Linked DNA regions of Homo sapiens: region 1 is linked to region 2. A link is a loop called in an ENCODE intact Hi-C map of the cell type or tissue named here. Cell type or tissue: Panc1. All regions are shown on one strand. Links, peaks and the distances in the headings refer to the core of each region. The heading gives the core; the rest is flanking DNA. Region 1 has its middle 8.7 kb from the start of LINC00028. Region 2 has its middle 16 kb from the start of DEFB116.

What was found. Peaks named below come from ENCODE experiments on the same cell type or tissue, not always from the same donor. Only the 100,000 strongest peaks of a DNase experiment are listed, where the experiment ranks them.
Region 1: it touches region 2 in a loop (2.4-fold over the local background); 13 of 110 quality-filtered maps call a loop at or near these places.

The regions. Positions count from the first base shown.
Region 1 is chr20:31,490,306-31,498,642 of GRCh38, forward strand. No RefSeq gene overlaps it. Among named protein-coding and RNA genes, the nearest start is that of LINC00028, 8.7 kb to the left of the region's middle. In Panc1, for the core only: CTCF peaks have their summits at 3,997 and 4,218; a DNase peak (open chromatin) is centred at 4,007; H3K4me3 peaks cover 326 bases; H3K27me3 peaks cover 448 bases.
Region 2 is chr20:31,320,915-31,329,251 of GRCh38, forward strand. No RefSeq gene overlaps it. Among named protein-coding and RNA genes, the nearest start is that of DEFB116, 16 kb to the left of the region's middle. In Panc1, for the core only: no CTCF peak of the experiment used is centred there; no DNase peak of the experiment used is centred there; H3K27me3 peaks cover 202 bases.

The sequences.
Region 1 (8,337 bases), core at 260-8,259, 170 kb after region 2:
GGTTACATGGCCACCTTCAAACTAATCAGTGGCTTAGGTTAATCAGGGTTTGCATAAAGTACAACATGACCACACCAAGAAGAAAAGCTAGAGCTGGGTTAACACCCCAAGTGCTCTAGTCAGGCAGTCAAGGGTGCATGCTCTTAGCTTTTCCAGTCTTACAAAACAGTCCAGAGTGAGTGTGACCATTCCAAATCCAGTCCACTTCAGGGTCTACCCAACTCTGTGAATGAGGATAGATGCCTTTTCACAGAATTGTCTGGAATGAAACTTTGGGAGGCCAAAGTGGGCAGATCACCTCAGGTCAGGAGTTCAAGACCTGCCTGGCCAACATGGTGAAATCCTGTCTCTACTAAAAATACAAAAAAAAAAAAAAATAGCGAGACACGGTGGTGCGGGCCTGTAATCCTAGCTACTTGGGAGGCTGAGGCAGGAGAATCCCTTGAACCAAGGAAGCGGAGGTTGCAATAAGCCAAGATTGCACCACTGCACTCCAGCCTGAGCAACAGAGCAAGACAATGTTTCCAAAAAAAAAAAGATTGTCTGGAAAGCAATTTTTGAGTCTTACATACACACATACACATGCACACACATTAATTCCAAAACTGAAACCAGGATTCACTAACTCAAATGCTCACAGAGTCAGACCAATAATATAAGTCAGTGAAGTCAACTGGGTAGAGGACATTAGGCAGCATCAAGTCTATGGCAAACTGGAATCAGCTGCCTTGCCTAAAAGGAGGATACGAACTAAGCTGCCTGTGACTACTGTTGGAATATGAACCCAGTGTTGCCAGATACCGCATGTCAGTTTTTCTAAGAAAGGCAGAGAGCCAGATCTTTATGTGAAGTATCCCAATCCTTTTGTTTTGAGGCAGGGTCTCACTCTATTGCCCCAGGCTAGAGTGCAGTGGTGCGATCACAGCTCACTGCAGCCTCAACCTCCCAGGCTCAGGGGATCCTCCTGCCTCAGCCTCCAAGTAGCTGGGCCACAGGCATGCACCACCAGGCATAGCTAATTTTTTTTTTCTTTTTTTGTACAGTCAGGGTCTCTCTATGTTGCTCGGGCTGGCTTCAAACTCCTGGACTCAAATGATCCTCCCGTCTTGGCTTCCCAAAGTGCTGGGATTACAAGTGTGAGCCACTTCACCCAGCCCTAATTCTTTTTTATTTTTTTTTTTTGAGATGGAGATTCGCTCTTGTTGCCCAGGCTGGAGTGCAATGGTGCGATCTCAGCTTACAGCAACCTCCACCTCCCAGGTTCAAGCGATTTTCCTACCTCAGCCTCCCGAGTAGCTGGAACTACAAGCATGCACCACCACACCCAGCTAATTTTTTGTATTTTTATTAGAGATGGGGTTTCTCCATGTTGATCAGGCTGGTCTCGAACTCCCGACCTCAGGTGATCTGCTCACCTCGGCCTCCCAAAGTGCTGGGATTACAGGCATGAGCCACCGCGCCTGGCCACCCAGCCCTAATTCTTAAATAATTATTGCTGATTGTCATTTTGTGTTTTTTTGTTTGTTTGTTTTTTGAGATGGAGTCTCACTCTGTCACCCAGGCTGGAGTACAGTGGCGCGATCTTGGCTCACTGCAACCTCTGCCCCCCGGATTCAAGAGATTCTCCTGCCTCAGCCTCCCGAGTAGCTGAGATTACAGACACCTGCCACCGTGCCCGGCTATTTTTTTTTTTTTTTTGAGACTGTGTCTCACTCTGTTGCCCAGGCTGTAGTGCAGTGGCGTGATCTCGACTCACTGCAAGCTCTGCCTCCCGGGTTCACACCATTCTCCTGTCTCAGCCTCCCAAGCAGCTGGGACTACAGGCACCCGCCACCACGCCCGGCTATTTTTTTTTTTTTTTGTATTTTTAGTAGAGACGGGGTTTCACCGTGTTAGCCAGGATGGTCTCAATCTCCTGACCTCGTGATCCACCCGCCTCAGCCTCCCAAAGTGCTGGGATTACAGGCATGAGCCACCACGCCTGGCCTAATTGTGATTTTTTTTTTAAACCCTGGTGCCTGGGCACGGTGGTTCACACCTGTAATCCCAGCACTTTGGGAGGCCGACGTGGGTGGACCACTTCAGGTCAGGAGTTCGAGACCGGCCTGGCCAGCATGGTGAAACTCAGTCTCTACTAAAAATACAAAAAATTAGCCAGGCATGGTGGCAGGCGCCTGTAATCCCAGCTACTCAGGAAGCTGAGGCAGGAGAATTGCTTGAACTCGGGAGGCAGAGGTTGCAGTAAGTTGAGATTGTGCCACTGCACTCCAGCCTGGGCAACAGAGCGAGACTCCATCAAAAAAAAAAACAAAAAAAAAACAAAACAAACAAACAAAAAAAACAGCTTGGGACGGGTACAGTGGCTCTTGTCTGTGATCCGTTCACTTTGAGAGGCCAACACCAGTGGATCTCTTGACCCCAGGAATTCAAGACCAGCCTGGGCAGCACAGTGAAACCCCATCTCTACAAAAATTACAAGAATTAGCCAGATGTAGTGGCCACACCTGTAGTCCCAGCTACTTGGGAGGCTGAGGTGGGAGGATCCCCTGAGCCCTCGAGGTCAAGGTTACAGTGAGCCGTGATCGCACCACTGCACTCCAGCCTGGGCGACAGAGGAAGACCCTGTCTCTAAAAAAAAATAAAATAAAATAAAAGGGAAAAGTTCAGAATAGGTTTTATTTTTATCAAGCAGGAAATTGTTCTACCAGAAATTTCCCTTTGCCTCTTGCTACCCCAAACAAGACGGCTTCTATGAACGAGGGAGAAGTGGGTGAAGGATGTCAGATAGGCAACTTCGGTATTTGCCAGAGAACTCCTTCCATCCTCTTCCCAGTCCCACTGCGCTCCCTGGAGGTACTCACCATTAACAGTTTGGGATATATCCTGGATATTTTTCATTCCACTTACATATACATTGTAGAAAATAATTGGCCACTTTTCTTTCTTCCACCCTATCAGAATTGCAATTTTGCTCTGTTGTTCTCCTCTTATCTATGGAATCAAGAATAAATCCTGATTGCTTTACGCCAGAGATTAAAGGGGGACCTACAGTCCAGCTATGGCCAATGAAGTGTGATGAAAAGTTAACTGGAGGTTTCTAGGAAAAGCTTCTTTGCTCTTAGAAAAGAGCTTAATAAATAAATAAATAAATAAAAGAGCTGCAGCAGGAAGAGACCAGTCCCTTTTTGACAGGTCCCTGGAGTGTAGGAATGTAATACCTGGAACTGTAGACACCATCTTGCAATTATGATGGGATCTAGTCAGAGGATGACAAGGCAGAAAGATGGGGAGTACCTGAACCCTTGCTGATGAAGTCAAGCCTCTGAACACCAACCTTGGCGCTTCCCCATTTCTAGACTTACTGTTATGCAAATTTTCTTGAAGGATTTCTGGGCCAGGCACAGTGGCTCACGCCTGTAATCCCAGCATTTTGGGAGGCCGAGGTGGGTGGATCACCTGAGGTCAGGAGTTTGAGACCAGCCTGACCAACATGGCGAAACCCCGTCTCAACTAAAAATACAAAAATTAGCCAGGCGTGGTGGTGCGCACCTGTAGTCCCAGCTACTTGGGAGGCTGAGACGGGAGAATTGCTTGAACCCAGGAGGCAGAGGTTGCAGTGAGCCAAGATCACACCACTGCACTCCAACCTGGGCAATAGAGTGAGACTCTGGCTCAAAAAAAAAGAAAATTACGGGGATTTCTGTGCCAAAGTCTAAATCATCCATCTGATATGCATGTATGGGTTTGTTTCCTTTTTTCACGTAAGTGGGATTATAGCCATATGCATTAAGACCGAATTCCACTGCAAATCCAAAATAGCCGTGATAGAAACAGATAGAAGGGCACTTCTCTCTTATATAAATGAAGTCCACAAGCAGGCTGTCCAAGGGTGGCATGGCATTCCACAAGGCAGGAACTGTGCTTGCTTCTATCTTCTGGTTCCCTCATCTTCAGTACAATATGCTGCTCAAGCAGCAGCCATCATATTCACATTCCAGCCAGCAGGAAGCGGTAAGGAGTCAAAAAAGGCACAGCCTTTCAGAAGACACACACCTCTGATTACATCACGTTGGCCACAGCATAGTCACATGGCCTCACTTAATTGCATGGAAATTTAGGAAATGATTTTGTGATGTTTTTTGTTTTTGTATTTGTTTGGTTGGTTGGTTGGCTGGTTTTGTTTTTTTGAGATGGAGTTTCACTCTGTCACCCAGGCTGGAGTGCAGTGGCACCATCTCTGCTCACTGCCACCTCTGCCTCCCAGGTTCAAGTGATTCTCCTGCCTCAGCCTCCCGAGTAGCTGGGACTACAGGCAGACACCACCACGCCCGACTAATTTTTGTATTTTTAGTAGAGATGGGGTTTCACCATGTTGGTCAGGCTAGTCTCACACTCGTGGCCTCAATGATCCACCCGCCTCAGCCTCCCAAAGTGCTGGGATTATAGGTGTGAGCCACTGCTCCCAGCCAGGAAATGTATTGTATTCTAAATAGTCACATACCAGCTCAAAATCAGGGATTCTGTGTTTATGGAAGGAGGAAATAGATATTGGGGGACAAGTCAGAAAAAAAAAAAAAAGGAAAGACATTGAGAGATAACCAGCAATCAAGGGTCAACCAGTAATCTCTGCTACAATGCCGTACGTATCGGTTAATATGCTTTTTTCACTCAATGTGTACTGGCTTTCTATCCATGCTTTATTCTTATACATTTCCCTTGTTATTTGGGGGGTTATATTGTTCTTATTTTTCTATCTTCTTCAGATAGAAACCTCAATCATTTATTTGAGGCCTTTCTTCTTTTCCAATTTAGCATTGAAAGCTATAAATTGCCTTCCAACACTGTTCTAGATGCATCCCACAAATTTTGGTATGTTGTGCTTTTCATTATCATTCAGTTCAAAATATTTTCTAATCTCCCCTGTGATTTGTTCTGATTCCCATAGGTTATTCCAAAGTATGTTAATTTCAAAATATTTGGGGGTTTTCCATTTGTTTGTTTATTTCCACTGCAAATTTGAGACTTAATAATTCAACATATGGCCCATCTCGATGCATGTTTCATGTGCACCTGAAAATACTATGTATTCTGCCATTGTTGGGCATAATGTTCTAAATGCCAGTTAGGTCAAAGAGGTTGATAATGCTGTTCAAGTCTTCTCTATGCTTAGTGATTCTATGCCTACTTGTTTTATCAATTACTGAGAAAGGAGTGTTGTATGTGACTGTTTCTCCTTCCAGTCTGTCAGTTTTTCCTTTACCTTTTTCTTTTTCATGGCTGTACTACTTTTCTACAGTATGGATGTACCATAACATATTTTACCCATTGAGGGGCATTTAGGTTAGTGCAAATGTTTTGCCCTTCACAACAGTGTGACATTCAATATTTTTACATGTATAGAAGAGATTACCAAATTCAAATTTACTAGTCAAAGGGCACATACGTTTTACCTTTTGACACACCCTGCCAAATTGCCCTCCAAAGGGGCTGTTTTGTTTATATTCAGATGAATTGTGCCAAATTCCCTACTTTGTGACCCACATTAGATATTACCAGTCTCTTCTCATTTGACCTTTTATTGGGGACAAGATGAGAGAAAGTAGGAAGGAAGGTGTCTCATTGCCTATTTTGCTTTTCCCTAATTATAACAAAGTTGAGCTGTATTCTGCTCAATGACTGTGCCCTTTAGCTGCCCAAAACCACAGTGAAGCTTTGAAATTACAGCTTTTAAGGGCTGCATTAAATTCTGAGCCTAGACTATTTCATTCTTTATTCTCTGCCTGGGGTAGAGGAGGGTGCTTTATTCCAGTTACCAGAGCCTCGGTATCCAGTTACTGATACTCTTGGTATCAGCCTAGAGTCCTGATTCCAGAACAGGAAATCTGGCATCAGTCAGGTCTGAATTTGAATCCCTCTGGCTCAGCCATTTGCCAGCTCTGTGACCTTGGGCAAGTAACTTGGCCTCTCTGAACCTTTGGACAGTCAGTTTTACAAAGGAGGATGACAAGCACTTTGCATAGGTGTTATTTAGATTAGAAACTGGGTGTGTAAAGCACCTCTCACAGCACCTAGCACCTAGCAGTCATTAATAACAATTAAATTTTTTAATAGCCATTCATTGGGCATTTGACACGTGAAGAGCACTGAGTTAAGCCCTTTTCCCAGGTTATTTCATTAATCCTCACAACAGTAAGAGATAACACTATTCTACAGATAAAAGATAACTAAGACTCTAAGATGTTAAGTAGCTTGTCCAAAGTCACACAGTTAGTAAAGATCAGAGCTAAGGATTAAATCAGAAATGTCTGGCTTCTAACTAAGCCTGCTTCCCAGGGTAGCTGGCTTATTCGACAGATCAAGAAAATGAGGCCCAGGGAGAGGAAATAACACATGGAATGAAGTGGTGAGCGAGCAGCAGCCATTTGAAGAAATATCCCTCTTCCTTCTGGGTCTGGGTGACCAGCTGGAGAAGAGACTGGAGAGAGTGGAGGAAGGGACAGCCACCCAGCAGAGGAGGCAAGAGCATGGAAAATGTCTCTTTCAGCCAATTTTCCTGAGGAACCCTGGCTGAGGCTCAGGGCTGGGAATGGAAAGTGTGCAGGGAGGAGGCGCAGCCGCGTCCACCCGGAGAAACTGTCTGCAATGTCCTGCCGGGAGAGGCCAGGGGGAGGGAACTGCTGGGACCGCAGTGGGTGAAGGAGCCGGAGGGGCAGATCCGGGAGGATGAGGATCTGGCATCTGTCCAGGGCCAGGTCTCCTGGGAGAGGAGGGGCAGGCATTCCCCGAGCTCCCTGCTTCCTCCTTGGGCTCCCCGGCTCTGCCAACTCCTGCTGTGCCCTGCCCATGAATCTGGGCATCAACCACTCCTGGAATGGAGATGCTGGCAAACTCGACTCTCTGGGGATGCGCACAGCTGACTCAGGGAGGGTGCGGTGGCCAGGAAGAAGGATCGATCCTATTCTCAGAGATCTTCGCCAGGGCTGGTTAAGATCTGAGAGCCATCAGCCACATCAAATGCATCCTGATCTCTATGACATCAGTGCGGTCCCTCTGCCTGGTAAATCTCCTCTTGCTACTCACAATGCCCATAATTCCACCATTATGGATACAACCAAGGCTCTTGTTCAGTATACAAAGGTATGGTCATACTAATCATTAAAATATTTAAATGCATTCCTACTAGTTGGTAATAACCCATGCCCTGAGTGTCCTCCAAGTACCAGGTATAACAGACCCTCCAGGCCTTCCTCTGGAAGCCTCCAGGGCCCCTCCCCTTAACAGCCATTAAAGGGGTAGTACCCTTACCACGGCAGGGCCACCCAGGGCTATGTGGATCATCAGTAAGTGATGGTCACAACCATTATTACTACTTTTCATATCACTCCTGGAAACAACCCTTTGGATCACAACTTTGTCTCCTGTTTAAAGGCAAATGGTAGAAATTTAGAGGTGAAGAGGCCCTGTGCAATCTCTTCATCTTTCAGATGAGGAAACTAACGCCCAGGGAGAAGCAGAGACTTGCCCAAGGTCACACTGCCAGGCAGTGTAAAACAAGGTATTAGAATGCAGGTCCCTGACTCCTGACACTTCCTTTAGGTGTCAGTTTATCTGGACCCCACACACTGAACTTGAGCAGGTAATGGAAGGAAGTGATGGGGAGGGACCTGTCTCAAGAAAGAAGTGAGAACCAATCATTTGGCTCTTTACCTGGTCACCATAGTCATGGCAACAGTCTCCTTGGTCACTATCTCCTTAGAGATAGTTGCCATGGCAACCACTACCCCGGGGCACCAACTTTCTGACACCCAAGAGCCTTAAGATAAACCAGAAGCAAGTCTGTTCCATAGCACTAACCCATATCAGAGCTCCGAGTAGGAAAGAGACTTGCCCAACATCACACAGCAAGCTGGCAGTGAAGTCAAGCTTCCTGAGTCCCCCACCCGAGGCTCTCACAGCAGCCCCACCCTCTCTACAGCTGACACCGCCCCTCCCCCACCTATCCCCATTTTTCTGCCTGCTTTGGTGCTTCCCACATTCCTCCAGCCCTCAGTCAGGATCTCCTTCCCACGGCATCTCACCCTTGGCTGCCTGTCAGCCAGCCCATCCTCCTGGGAACAGGCTGACATGAGTTTTGTGTAGGACTCATCGCAGGGGTTTGCAACATTGGCTGAGGCTCCCTGAAGACCAAAGAGCCTTCAACATCCTTTGCCCTCCAAAGGAAATAATCTCCAATGGTGGAATTTCAGGCTCTATGCTCAGAACTGAGTAGCTCTTTTTGGGGGGTCGGGCCCATCCGCTGTGTAAGGCAGAAGTTGCTGCCCCACTCTGAGTCTAGAA
Region 2 (8,337 bases), core at 285-8,284:
GGTTGCTATTTGACCAGTATCTTCTCTTTTGCTTTTTCTAAACAAGTCTAAATATGTCTGAACCTCAAGGTTATGTGCAACTTGAGTTTTTTTCAAACTTAGGTTTCTTTATCCTCTTATAAATTAGACAGTGTCACTTTATAATCTCCTTCAGGTAAGTACTTTACTGCCCATAAGATTATCTCATGCCCCACCAGAGAAATCTTTGAACTAAAGAAGTAATAAAATATTTTCCCAGTGTTGGACTTACCTTTTAATTTGTGTATGGTACATTTTGCCATAGAGAAGTAATTAAATTTAAGTAGTTAATTCTTCATAGCTGTTTTCTGGTTTTGTGCTTACAAATTTCCAGCAAAGTCTCTCTAAATAGTAAGTAATAAAGCCAACATTCATATCCCAAACCCTCAACTATATCCATTGTACCACACCATCTCTACATATAGTGAAACAGCTGGAGAAGGCTGACTCCTTTCTAGATAATGCCAGTTGCAGCTGCGATATCCATTGTTCTATAGGTTTTTGTGGGGGGTTTTTTTTGTGTGTTTTTTTTTTCCTTTCTAATATACCAGAGGTGCATACCATTATCTTGGTCCATACAAAATTTTTGGCATCTTTATAGCCCTCTTTAATGTTTATTTATTGTAATGTTTTTATTCATTTATTTTAAAAATAACGAGTCCTTCACAAATACAAGAGCTAAAATAGCATCAATAACTTAAATTTAAATACTCCTGTATTCCTCTAAAATCCCACACATCCTGCCTTTCCTTATCCACTCCCCAAGAATTTAACATATTTATTTGTATTTCTAAGTAGCATAATGGTAATTTTTATTGTTTAAAGTTTAATTTTGGGGAGAAAAATAAAACTGGGAAAAAAATAGTTTTATTTTTAAAAGAGGTAACAAAGTCTTCTTTGGTATGCATAGTCTTCTAAGATTTGTCTTTTACAATCCATAATATATTATTATTATTAAAATTCAACTATTGTGTGTAGCTGAATTTTACTTCTTTTCCCTGATATGTAGCTCATTCTTTGAATATATCACAATTTATTTATCTATTTGCCTGTCAAAGAACATTTATGTTCCTTACAGTTTGTAGCTTACCTTTTTACTTTCTTTTGGGTATCTTTTGATGGACAGAAATTCTTATATTTTTACATACTCAAACTTATCAATGTTTTCAATATAATTTTCAATACAGTGCTCACATGAAGACTCAGGTTATATATACATAAAATTTCAAGTGCACCCGTTTTCATAAAAGAAATGGAGTAAGTGAATTCCTCCACAGCTGTCACCATAAGTTCTCAGCATTTTAGTCTATTGAAATTCCTCCACAGTGATGCTCCCCTTGACAATACATTTATTTATTAGCACTCATTTCATGCTTATCCTTCTATGAAGGGCCAGGTATAATAAATTCTTCAGTACCTAAATAAACTAAAAATAATTCCAATATATAAACAATGCTCAAAGTCATCCCTTGTTTATAAGTATTTGAATAAACTAAAAATTATTTCTTCTATTTTCTTTGGATCAGGATGGCAGCAAAAAAAGGATATTTTTTTTCTTCGCTGAAGTTTTGGAAAGAAGGAATGCCTTTGTGTCAGGCTAGTATATGGCCTCCCACAGAAACCCAAAACAGTAGCTACATCTGCTGGCCTCCTGGTAGATCCCAGAAAACTACCAAAAACTTTTACAGTCCTTGCTGCATTTGAATCACAGTGCCCCTGTATGTCCCCTCCCACATCCAAACAGACAGGGGACTCCTCCCTGCTGCCTGGCATGCCTTCTCAGCAGGCCTCACATAGATAGGGAGAATAAGTGCTGCAGGGAGCCCTCCTCAGAATGAAACTCAAACCTGATCTAATTCCGCCCCAGTCTGAAGGGATTGCCCTCTCCCAATCGCCCTGAATAGGAAGACCACTACGAAATACTCAAAACTCTCTCAGAATCCACCAGAGCAATGGGCAAAATGCTGACACAGAGAGAGGTGCAGGAAGGTAGTCTCTCTCTCTCTCTCACTCTTTCCATCCGGACAGAGACACACGGCTGCATCACCCAAAGCAAATGTCAGTACCTTTTTTAAGTTCCTTATTACCACGGTTTTTTGGGTAATACTTTGTATCGCCATCAGACTTTGTATCGCCAACATCAATTTATTTTCACTTCTAATATTTCCTCATTGCTCAGTCTGATAGTCAGAAGAAATCTTCTTTTGAATTTCACCATTGTGTGTGACCCACTGAATGCCTGTGTGAAGGTCACTTTCCTTTCTGAGGCTCAGTTTCCCCATCTTCGTCTTCTTCACAAAACAATCTACAGGGTATAACAGTGTTGGTGGGATATTTTTTAAAAAGAAAACAAAAACACTGGCAGTGATTAGTTCCCATATGTAGAGAGAATTGAGGAGCAGCGCAAGAAAAAAGAGAGTCTGGATGAGGGAGACGAGAAGGACAGAAAGATGATTGTGTTGACTTTGAAATAGTGGAGGGATGTGAGAAACTACTCTCAGGGTATTCTTGTGGAAATGCTCAGCTTCAAGAGGTGCCCTCTCTGATCATACCAGCCTTTTTCTTCCTCTAGCCAACTTCCAAATTCTAACATTTGAACCATTCAGTGCCTATGAAGTTCTCACCCAAGGAATTTGGGAAGTTATGGAGAAAGGCCTCTGGATATTTTCATTTGGAGGAGGGAACAGAATAAATTTTAATAGACCCCGATCTACCTGATTACGTGGCTCCATTTAAGCCTAACACAGATTCAAGTTCCACACAACTACAGACCAATCCCAAGTTCTGATCACTCACACTTTTGTTCAAATTGAGCCTAAACTCTGTTTCCATCTTAACTCCAAACTCCAACCCTACTCTACCCAAGGTCTATCCATGTTTAACCCCAAGACAACCACAACCTAACTTTACTACCACTAGCTCCAGTTCAGCCCATCACCCTGCCTAATCCCTATATCCAGATTCATTTGGCCATAAATTTCACCCCCTCTCCAGACTACCTCATACCAATCCTAATTCCCCCAATACAACTCCTCACCTAGTATTTATCCCGAACCATCTTCCAAATATCTCCCTAACTGCAAGCTCCTCTTCCCACTGTTCAACAAAATTCATCCCTGGTGTCCAATATCTCTCAGAGATCCCTACCCCTCCTCAACTGGGACTCAATCTCTTGCCCTTAACCCTTCATCTAATTGCATATTGTATGAGTCACAGTTTTATCAGTTATCTTAACAGGGATTATTTAACATTTAAGTGTAATATTAGTGTTCATATTAATAAATTTAATATTAACTTTAATATAAAGATTTGTTATATAGGCATTTAAGAATTGAAAAAAATAAAGAGGACACTCAGCTATCACAGATGTAGCAACTGCAGGAATCAGCTACCAATTCCAGGGTGGGAATAACAAGAAAAAAGGTTGGAACCATTAAAAATAAATTAGAAGCTTGGAGGAAGATACCTGCTGAGCTGAATTTCAGATCTCTGAGGAAGGAGCTCTGCTCAGCTAGAACTAGTATCTATGAGGCATCATGAGGCTGGCTGTGTTGGAAAATTGCAAATTGGATTCAACTGTGCTAGAGGAATGCCCTCCCAGTGTTGGGGTGAAGAAGCAAGAATGAGTGATGCTGTTGGCAACAGGAAATAAATAGGAAGCCCTTAGGAAGTAAATAGGAAAGAGTTCTTCCCCCTCCAACTTTGAAATGTGCTCCTGGCACCGCCTATTGGCAGAGCTTAAGGAAACATTCTGCAAAGGAGAACCCCTGTTTGTAGTGTGCTAGCCTCAGCATTGCAAAGTAGAGCATAGACGGTTGGATGTGAAGCTGACAGACAACAGGCAATAGCATATTAAGTGACAAACATATCAGCGCCAGCCTTGACTGACACATGCCCAAGTCTTCCACCCTTCCACCACTGCAAAAGCAGCAACCTCTTAAATCCACCTTGGCAGAAAGCCACAAAGAGATGCTAACATGAAATGGACATGGGGATAACTTCATCAAGCTGCCTGAAACCAGGCTTCAGTTGCTGGCCACCCTACACAAGACCAGAATCCTAAAAAAAGACCAGAACTCCAGCACACTTGAGAGAGTCCTATATTATTTGAATTCCATGAAGCAGATTGACAAAGATCAGGATATGAAACTCTGTGGCTGCAGGGTCCCAGGAGAAGTAGGTGACTGATTTATGAAGGATGCAAAATAATTTTTGCAGCAAGTCTGAACTCTGACTATATTAGCTCCTGAAGCATGGTGGGGTATTGGTCAGCAAAATATAGAGAGAGGCAATTTATCTGAAGTCAACATAACAGAGATACAACATTTAATATATATTCCATCTAGACATTGGAATGGGAAAGTGAGATACTGGCCAGCATCCATAACAAAAGTGGGCTTTCTCTCCTGGTAAAAGAAAATCATTTGTCCTTTCAGAAAATGAGTAACAAAATAGCTAAAGCCCTCGCCTATTAATAATTACTTTAAAGTAAATGAATTAAACTTCCCAATCAAAAAGGGAGAGTATATGAATGGGTTAAAAAAAAAAAAGAGTCAATGATATGCTGTCTACAAGAGACTCACTTTAGATTTGTGGGCACACATAGACTGAAAATGAAGGGATGGAAAAAAAAAATACTCCATGTAAAAGGTAACCAAAAGAAAGCAAGGGTGCAAGGATGGCTATACTTATATCAGACAAAATAGACTTAAAGTCAAAACTATCTCTAGGGACAAAGAAAGTCATTATAATGATAAAAGGGTCTCTAGGGACAAAGAGAGTCATTTATAATGATAAAAGGGTTAATTCAATAGAATGATATAACATTTATAAATATAAACCTACCCAACACCAGAGCACATAATTATATAAACCAAATGTAGACAGATCTGAAGGGAGAAACTGGCAACAATACAATAATAGTAGGAGACTTCAATACCCCACTTTCAAAAATGGATGGAATATACAGACAGAAAAAATCAATAAACAGCTGACTTGAACAATATTATAGACCAAACGGACCTAACAGACATAGAACTTTCTATTCAATAGCAGAGGACTACACATTCTTCTCAAGTACACCTGAAACATTCTCCAGAATAAATCACATGCTAGGTCACAAAACAAGTCTTCAGAAATTTAAGAAGATTGAAATCATATCAACCATCTCTTAAAAAAAATAGGTGGCCGGGCGCGGTGGCTCACGCCTGTAATCCCAGCACTTTGGGAGGCCGAGACGGGCGGATCACGAGGTCAGGAGATCGAGACCATCCTGGCTAACACGGTGAAACCCCGTCTCTACTAAAAATACAAAAATTAGCCAGGCATGGTGGCACGCACCTGTAGTCCCAGCTACACAGGAGGCTGAGGCAGGAGAATGGCGTGAACCCGGGAGGTGGAGCTTGCAGTGAGTCGAGATTGCACCACTGCACTCCAGCCGGGGCGACAGAGCGAAACTCCGTCTCAAAAAAAAAAAAAAAAAAATAGGTATAGGAGGAACTTAACACAATAAAGCCCATACTGAATCTCAACAATGAAAAGACCTCGACACTGAAGGCTCTCAACACTGAAAAAGCCCTTGGCAGACAGCCACAAAGAGATGCTAACATGAAATGAACATGAGGATAACTTCATCAAGCTGCCTGAAACCAGGCTTCAGTTGCTGGTCACCCTACACAAGACCAGAATCCTAAAAAAAGACCAGAACTCCAGCACACTTGAGAGAGTCCTATATTATTCATAATCAATGAATTGAAAAACTAACATAATCAATGAGGATAAACTGGAAGTTTTTTCTCTAAGATCTGGTACAAGGCTAGGAGGCCCACTCTTGCCGTTTCTACCCAATACAGTATTAGAAGTCCTAGTCAGAGCAATTAGACAAGACAAAGAAATAAAAGGCATCCAAATTTAAAAGGAAGAAGTAAAATTATCTCTGTTTCCAGATGACATGATCATATATATAGTAAACCATAAAGACTCAACAAAAAAACCCTGTTAGAACTAAGAAACTAATTCAGTAAAATCGCAGGATAAAAATCAACATACAAAAATCAGTGGCATTTCTATGCACAAACAATCTGAAAAGGAAATTAAGACAACAGTTATATTTACAATGGCAACAAAAAGCATAAAATACTTAAGAATAAGCCTAATCAAAGAGGAGAAAGGCTCGTACAGTGAAAATTATAAAACGTTGCTGAAGGAAATTAAAGAAGGTACAGGTAAATGAAAAGACCTCATGTTCATGGACGGGAAGAATTAATATTGTTAAAATGTTCATACTACCCAAAGTGATCTAGAGATTCAATGCAATCCTTATCAAAATTCCAATGCCATTTTTCACAGAAACAAACAAAAACACTAAAATTCATGTGGAATTACAAAAGACCCCAAAAAGAACAAATCCATCACACTTTCTGTTTTCAAAATATATTACAAATCTACAGTAAATGAAACAGCATGGTACTCACATAAAAACAGACAGATAGACTAACAGAACAGAATAGAGATTCTAGAAACAATTCTACACATTCAGTCACCTAGTCTTCAACAAGGATGCCAAAAACATACCCTTGGGTAATGGGTATTTTCTTCAACCTATAGTGTTGTCACCCTCATAGAGGCAGAGCGTACAATGGTGGTTGCCACGGTGGGGGAAGGGGAAAATGGGGAGATATTTGTCACAGGGTACCAAGTTTCAGTTATGCAAAGTAAGTTCTGAAGATAATATGCAGTATAGCGATTACAGTTAGTAATATATACGTGATATTTGCTAGTACATGGTAAGTGTTCTCACCACAAAAAAAAAGGAAAAAAATAGCAACTATGTGAGGTAATGGATATTTTAATTAGCTTGATTGTGGTGATCAATTCACAATGTATACATATATCAAAACAATTGTACAATGTAAACATATAAATTTTTATTTGTCAATTATACCTGAACAAAGCTAAAAAAAAAAAATTTGTTATCATCCCTCACAAAAAAACCATTAGTCCTTTTGTGTAAGACACAAATAATAATGAAAAGCGTTTTTTAAGAAACCCTTTAAAATAATAAATTGTCCTTCCCTCCTGTTGTGTAAGAGCTATGGAGCACTTATGCATTCAGCCTTGTGCTAAGCACCATAGGAACAAAGAAGAAAGCAAAGAGATGAGAATAAAAATTGAGGGTAGCAGGAAGAGAGGGAAGATGACAAAAGCAACTACTTTGTGTCAGGCTCTGTCCTAAACCCAACGTGGGCAGTAAGTACAGATATAGATACAAAAATGGAAGTTCCAAGAGAGGTGTTAACCTTCCCAAGCTCATGCAGCTCCTGAGAACAAGGATGGGAATGCAGATTTATCTGAAGTCTTGAACAAAGTACATTTTCTTCACAGAGTCAGGGTAGGATGGAGGACAGTAGAAGAAATATTTATAAAATAATAATGTATCAATATTTTCTTAATACTCATTATTAATTTAAATGTGTCCAATGTTGGTTTAGATAAGAAACCTCTGGGGTCATCATACTTGTTTGTTCTGTTTTTATGGGAGGAGTGGGAAGATCCAGTGATTGCCATCTGGTTTTTTATCTTTGAGAAAAGATAAAATATGGCAAATATAATAAATAGGACAACCAAGTGGAATTACAGACCTCAAGAAGGTTAAGGTTAACTTCACAGGGCAGAGCAACAAACTTTGAAGTCTGGGTATTTTACAAAACTTCTTTGTTAGCATGAATCTTCAAAAGAATAGTTTTATCAACCTGAATATTACCTGCTTTCCTCACAAACTGCATGGGAGCGGGGAACATTTTCTCCTTGTTGAAATTTACTTCACCAACAGTGAGTAGAATTTATAGTTTCAAGGACAGGTGCTGGAATCTCAGTGATCACTAAGAGGGGGACGGAGATGCAAGTTTAAAGCTTACAATATAGAAAAAGACAAAAGAGAGTTTTTAATAAACAAAATATGAGCATGTCATGTTTTACATTGATGGTGCCCCTCTCTGTTGCCACTCAGTGGCACTTTACTTAGACTTGAATTTGTAGAAGATATTTTAGCTCCTTTTTTTCAGATTTATTTTTCCAGTATGCATTACTCCTTAATATACATGTAAGAACTTTTAATTTTCATTAGTAAAGGTTGCAAATTATGCAGCATTCTATAAGTGTCACTGCTAAATTTGAATGGTTTCTTCCAGCTCCATTACAATACTGTATATTTTAAAGGCAAGAAAACAGAAGTGAATAAGTGTTAAATTTTTTTTCCTTTTTGAGACAGAGTTTCTCTCTTGTTGCCCAGGCTGGAGTGCAATGGTGCAATCTCACCTG